Regions from separate parts of the Homo sapiens genome. Here region 2 is linked to region 1. The links are chromatin loops, found by intact Hi-C in ENCODE. Cell type or tissue: PC-3. All regions are shown on one strand. Links, peaks and the distances in the headings refer to the core of each region. The heading gives the core; the rest is flanking DNA. Region 1 overlaps GBX2-AS1 (GBX2 and ASB18 antisense RNA 1). Region 2 overlaps AGAP1 (ArfGAP with GTPase domain, ankyrin repeat and PH domain 1).

What was found. Hi-C counts contacts between places; a loop is a spot of excess contacts. Peaks named below come from ENCODE experiments on the same cell type or tissue, not always from the same donor. Only the 100,000 strongest peaks of a DNase experiment are listed, where the experiment ranks them.
Region 2: a loop joins it to region 1, with 10 times the contacts of the local background. A loop is called at or near these places in 11 of 110 quality-filtered maps.

Annotation. Positions count from the first base shown.
Region 1 is chr2:236,179,727-236,182,651 of GRCh38, forward strand. All of the region lies in intron 1 of GBX2-AS1 (GBX2 and ASB18 antisense RNA 1), which reads left to right. Among named protein-coding and RNA genes, the nearest start is that of GBX2, 13 kb to the left of the region's middle. RefSeq lists enhancers at 1-113, 114-629. In PC-3, for the core only: CTCF peaks have their summits at 1,338 (motif pointing left) and 1,538; a DNase peak (open chromatin) is centred at 1,305; H3K4me3 peaks cover 1,065 bases; H3K27ac peaks cover 898 bases.
Region 2 is chr2:235,801,760-235,804,684 of GRCh38, forward strand. All of the region lies in intron 8 of AGAP1 (ArfGAP with GTPase domain, ankyrin repeat and PH domain 1), which reads left to right. Among named protein-coding and RNA genes, the nearest start is that of TNRC17, 290 kb to the left of the region's middle. In PC-3, for the core only: a CTCF peak has its summit at 1,530 (motif pointing right); no DNase peak of the experiment used is centred there.

The DNA.
Region 1 (2,925 bases), core at 203-2,702:
GCCCCGCGTGTTCGCGGATCGCGAGTGGGGGCCAGCCCCGCACCTCCCGTCCCGGCCGGGCGCTGCGGGTAGGGGGAGCGGAGCGGAGGGGGCGCCTCCCACCTTTGAATCTCCTGGCTGAGGGCCTCTGGGCAGCGATTACACCCACCCTTGGGGACTGGTGCTGGGGACCCCTTCCTGGGCTGGTCCCTTTCACTCCAAAGCCCCAGGTGAAGGCGGTAGCCGGTGGAGCAACGCGCTCTTCCTATCAGCAAACCCAAGAAACAAAGGGGGAGGCTCTTCTGGGGAGAGCGCGACAAGAAAGGCTCAAGACATCCCTTCCAGCACAGCTGAAAAATAATAGCTTAATATTAACTGCTTCTCATAAAAATATACTTTCACAGAGACACAGTTACAAGAAGCAAACCCTCATTTTATCCCGTACTTTGTGCTCATGGCTGTTAGCTGCCTCAGTAATTTAATTGGAATGGAACGTGAGAAATGTGTCATTTTTGAAGAATTTATGCATCACTTCCTAGAAATCTCATTGTGTTAACTAGGAGCCTACTGCGTTCTGTTTAGAACCCATAATCACATTTTTATGTGTCTGTATTACGAGTTAATGTGACCTCCTGTCTTTAGCAGATAAAAAAAATGTTCTCTTGCGATAACATCTGTATCAAACTCTGGCTTACATCAAATACGCCACAACCCTGGTTTTCCAAGGTTCTCCAAACTTACGAACTTTCTTAAGAGCAGGGAAAATAAATGTGAATGGAAAAAGCGTCTACCAAATGAATAATTACCCGCTAAATTAAAACCCTGTGTTAAACATAGTTGACAGCAAATACTGCATTCTCAATCATGTTTTTTGCTTACAAATTGCATTACAAAGAAATCCACCGTTTTTATCGGAGTGATTAAGCAAAGAATGTTAGGACTGCAGAAATACCATTCTGGAAAATTAGATGAAGGCTGAAAACCCAGCTAGTTACATTGCAATAGTAAATGTATAATTTTGTTAAAGAACACGTTTAACACACAAATGAGGATTGGGATGTTATTATGGTATCATAAAAAATTCAACTGAAAATTATATTTATTTATAAACACATTAACTATAAACTGCACATATTTAATACAAAGGAAGCAGGCAATTCCATAATCAATATTTTAATTATTGAATTTTTTATTATGGCAGCACGATTCTATATGATAGTTTACGAATCTGTAGTTTTCGTAGGCTCCCCTCCCCTTTATCATGTGAGCTAAGATCTTCCTGTTTTCCTCCTTTTTAAATTCTGGGGAGAGTAGGTTGGTGGGAGAGGGTAAGACCGTTTGCTTATGGCGCCACCTGCAGGCCTCTCTGAAAATGAATTTCAATACCTATTCAATCTTCCGCAGGGTTCTAGATTCCTCAGGCTTATTTTAGCAATTTAGTGAAATTAATTTTTGTTTTAACAGAGAAAGATGTTAACAATTTCAACGCAAATCCCGGAGTTTGAAAAGGATTTTGATGTTCTCAAACTACACTTAAATCCTAGAAATGAGATGCAGTATTGACCATAATTGAAATACAGGGGTTTCTGCATATCCCATCTGGACATAACAAATTTGACTAAGCAGTAATTTATCCTTAAAATAATGGAATAAAAGATACAACATTCCTGATTTATCCCTTGGCCCTTGGGCAGCCCTTAAAAGATGAAAAGCACTTGGCAAGCTAATAGCACCCGAAATTGTAGTGATTGAGCAGCTTCTTAGGTGCCTGGCGTGGACAGGAGGTGGGGGCACTGGAGTGGACCAGCTCATTCCGCAAGCCTGTATTTTACACCATTTCTGCAGAAGGTTAAGTGTTCTTTGCAAAAGTTCAACAGCCTGCCCCATCAGTGTGTGTCCAAAGGGTCATTTCAGAGATTGGAAATTTGACAATTATATACAGTTAACTGGGATCAGCAAATGCTCCATAGACTTAAAGAGTCAGTGGCTTTGATTTTCTTTAAACCATACTGAGTCGATGATTATCAAGTAACTTAAATCAACGTAAATATACTAAAAAGGCAGGCCTAATGCTGGGTTCAGAGTTTTAAACATAACACGTCACACAGTACTGGGTCTGTGTACTAATTGCCTGTGGACTGTGGATTGTGTCTGATGGTCCAACCATGAATGTTTCGTCCTGTCCTGGACATGGTTGGTGCGGACAGAGGCCAGCCTCCCCAGGACCAATATTAGTGGAGAGCTTCATTTGTGTATTTTATTTTTTTGAGATGGGGTCTCACTCTGCCACCCAGGCTGGAGTATAGTAGCACGATCTCAGCTCACTGCAACCTCTGCCTCCCAGGGTCAAGCGATCCTCTCATCTCAGCCTCCTGAGTAGTTGGGACCACAGGCATGTGCCACCACACCTGGCTAATTTTTTGTATTTTTGGCAGAGATAGGGTTGCCCGGGCTGGTCTTGATCTCCTGAACTCCAGCAATCCACCTTCCTAGGCCTCCCAAAGTGCAGAGGTTACAGGTGTGAGCCACTGTGCCCAGCCACTTCTTTTTTAATTCTCTGTCGTCAAATGACAAGTAATAATCAAAGACATTCAATAAAAGTTGGAGGCAAAATATTCCTCTGTTGTCTTTTTTTTTTTTTCTTTGACACAGGGTCTCACTCTGTCATCCAGGCTGGAGTGCAGTGGTACAATCATAGCTCACTGGAGCCCTGACCTTCCAGGCTTAAGTGATCCTCCTGCTTCAGCCTCCTGAGTAGCTGAGACCACAGGCGCATGCCACAATGCCCGGTGAATTTTCAAATTTTTGGTAGAGATAAGGTGTCACTGTGTTGCCCAGGCTGGTCTTGAACTCCTGGGCTCAAATGATCCTCCTGCCTCCCAAAAGGCGGGGATTACGGGCATGAACCCCTGTGCCCGGCCCTCTGCTATCTTTTTTTTTTTTTTT
Region 2 (2,925 bases), core at 157-2,656, 380 kb before region 1:
AGAACACCTTCTGTGTCTTTGTTAAGGGAGTGGAAGGGGGAGAGCACTCATTCTCAGACGCCTTCTGAGGGCCACATTTTCTGCTTGTTGACTTTGCTTTCTCTTTTAAGGAGAGAAATTTTAAAACCACAAAGTATCTTTAAAAATGAGACTATTTATAAGGAGAATACCAGCACCTTCCCATCCCCTCCCTTTATAAGCTCTGGAACTGCAGTGTGCCAGAAAGTAGTATCCCACTGGGTACCTGACAACCCAGGTGACTTAGGGAGGAGAACACTTGAAGGCAGAGAGAATCAAAATAACAGCCCATTTAATAAATATTGACTTAACATCTGCTCTGTGCACAGCCCTGGTTTTGCTCAGTGTCTAGGAGGAAGACTCACTGCCAGAGTCAACCCATGTTCAAGGGAAAGCGATTTAGGGTGAAGGAGAAGGGGCTCTGCACACTAGGAGGAGAGACCCTGTTGCTGCGGATTCACCCTGCAGACACACAGGTGCACTTACAGGCATCCATGAAGAGGCCGGGCAGGGCAGGTGCAGAAGCCAGTAAAAACTCATTGTTACAGTGACCAAAAATCACCATTAATTATTTCACCATTAATGTGTCACATAATATAATGGTCTGCCTATGGATCTAAGGGTGACCAGTGTTTGTTATCTTTCTCCTTAATCTTGGAAAATAAATTTGAGATCAGATCAGAAATTGAATCCAGCTGTCCCATGGCATTAGTGGGAATAGAAATTTGGAGTCATAAAAGAAGCTACCACTGCAATAGGTTTGCATTGTGGCATTTAAGGAAAAGACAGTGAAAGTTCTGGGCAGGGATCCATATGTTGGTCCTCAGTGGGTTTGACACTGAACAAAATGATGGTGGTGATGATGGTTGTGGTGATGATGATGGTTGTGGTTGTGGTGATGATGGTTGTGGTGGTGATGATGGTTGTGATAATGATGGTTGTGGTTGTGATGGTGATGGTTGTGATGGTGGTGGTGATGGTTGTGGTTGTGATGATGGTTGTGGTTGTGATGGTGATGATGGTTGTGGTGGTGGTGGTGATGTTGTGGTTGTGATGATGGTTATGGTTGTGATGATGGTTGTGATGGTGATGATGCTGCTTGTGGTTGTGATGGTGATGATGGTTGTGATGGTGTGATGGTTGTGGTTGTGGTTATGATGGTTGTAATGGTGGTGATGATGGTTGTGATGATGGTTGTGGTTGTGATGGTTGTGATGGTGGTGATGGTTGTGGTTGTGATGGTGGTGATGGTTGTGATGGTGATGATGGTTGTGGTGATGGTGGTGATAGTTGTGATGGTGATGATGGTTGTGGTGATGGTGATGATGGTTGTGATGGTGATGATGATGGTTGTGGTGATGGTGATGGTCATGATGGTGATGATGGTTGTGGTTGTGGTGATGGTGATGATGGTTGTGGTGGTAGTGGTGGTGGTGGTGATGATGCATGCGGTGTAGTCTTAAGTTGAAGTTCCTGGAAATAGTAACTCCACTAGATGTCAGTGTCATCCAAGGAACAAAAAGAAGGCAAATTAATTGTGAAATCATAGCAATTAAGATATTAAATTTTTATCATGACCAGTTTTCTTCTATTTTTAAATATGTAAAATTGAATAGACTCTTCATCCCTGGCAGTTGTTGGTGATTATAGGCATAAACTGTCAAAATGTGTATTTATTTGGAAGTGTCTAGTCAGAGGACAGATGCATGATATGCAGACAATCTTAGTGAATAAAAATTCGTGCAGACTGGGATTGTAACACCCAGCTGGAGGGGCACTATCCACCTTATTTATTAGAACATCATAAAGAGGCCATAGTTAATTAAGTAATGCATGTATCATTTTTTCCAATACCATTTTACACATTTTATAAAGTACACTGTAATGCACTGCTCTGGGCTAACATTTTGTGCTCCCAGATGTTTGTTTGCATATATTCATATACAATTTTTAAACAAAAATAAATGACTTTTTTATAAAATAGTACAAATAAAATCTCTGTATTAGTCCAAATTATATGTTACATTTGCAGTAGGAATTCTACTTTACTAATCAAACACTGAGTTATATTTTATTTCACTTATTTCTTTGGAAAAAAAACAAACATTAAAAGACTGTATCCATTTAATCCCTAGTTTGGTAATATGGGTTCTTAGAGCAATTAATTTAGTTTAGCGGCCCTAGTTTACACGTGGTTAAAGTGTTTTATTAGAAAAATTTTTCAAACATACAGAAATAAACACGTGTGTACTCACCACACGCTTCATCAAATACAAGCCCTTTTCTGCTACGCTGCTACTGCAAGAAATAAGCAAATCCTAAGTAAAAGTTGCAGCTCCTTCCATGTGCCTCCAGAACACGTTTCTCCTGCCTGTCTGCCTAGGGATCAGCATTAACCTGAATTTGGTCTATATTATCTGTGTCCATGCTGTAAACTTGTTCTAGTGTGAGTCTTGAAATTATACATTACATGGCCTTGTCCATTTTCAAGCTTTATAATAACGATGTTATTTATGTGATATTTTTAAAAAGCTTACCATATAATGTTGATACCATTAAACAGAGCCAAGTGCACCCAGGAACCAAAGATTGTGAATATACATTGCCCAGCTCAGAAACTTGCCATAAAAAAATAAGGCAGCAAAATTCATAGTGCGAAGAGAACTGTTTCAATGGCATTTATTTGTTTTTGCAGAGGAGCTCCTGGGTACCTCCCCTAGTGTGTTCCAGCAGCCGTTGACTTAGCCACTGGTTGAAAGGGGGTAAACGGGCTTCTCTTTGATACAGAGGGCTCTTGGCAATGATGCGCTTGTTCCTGTAGGCAGGTAGTTAGTTGATGGGAGTGTCCTCCATGGCTTCTCTCACCACGGCAGGGGAAGTTAAACATTTTTGTAAAGAAGCAGGTGA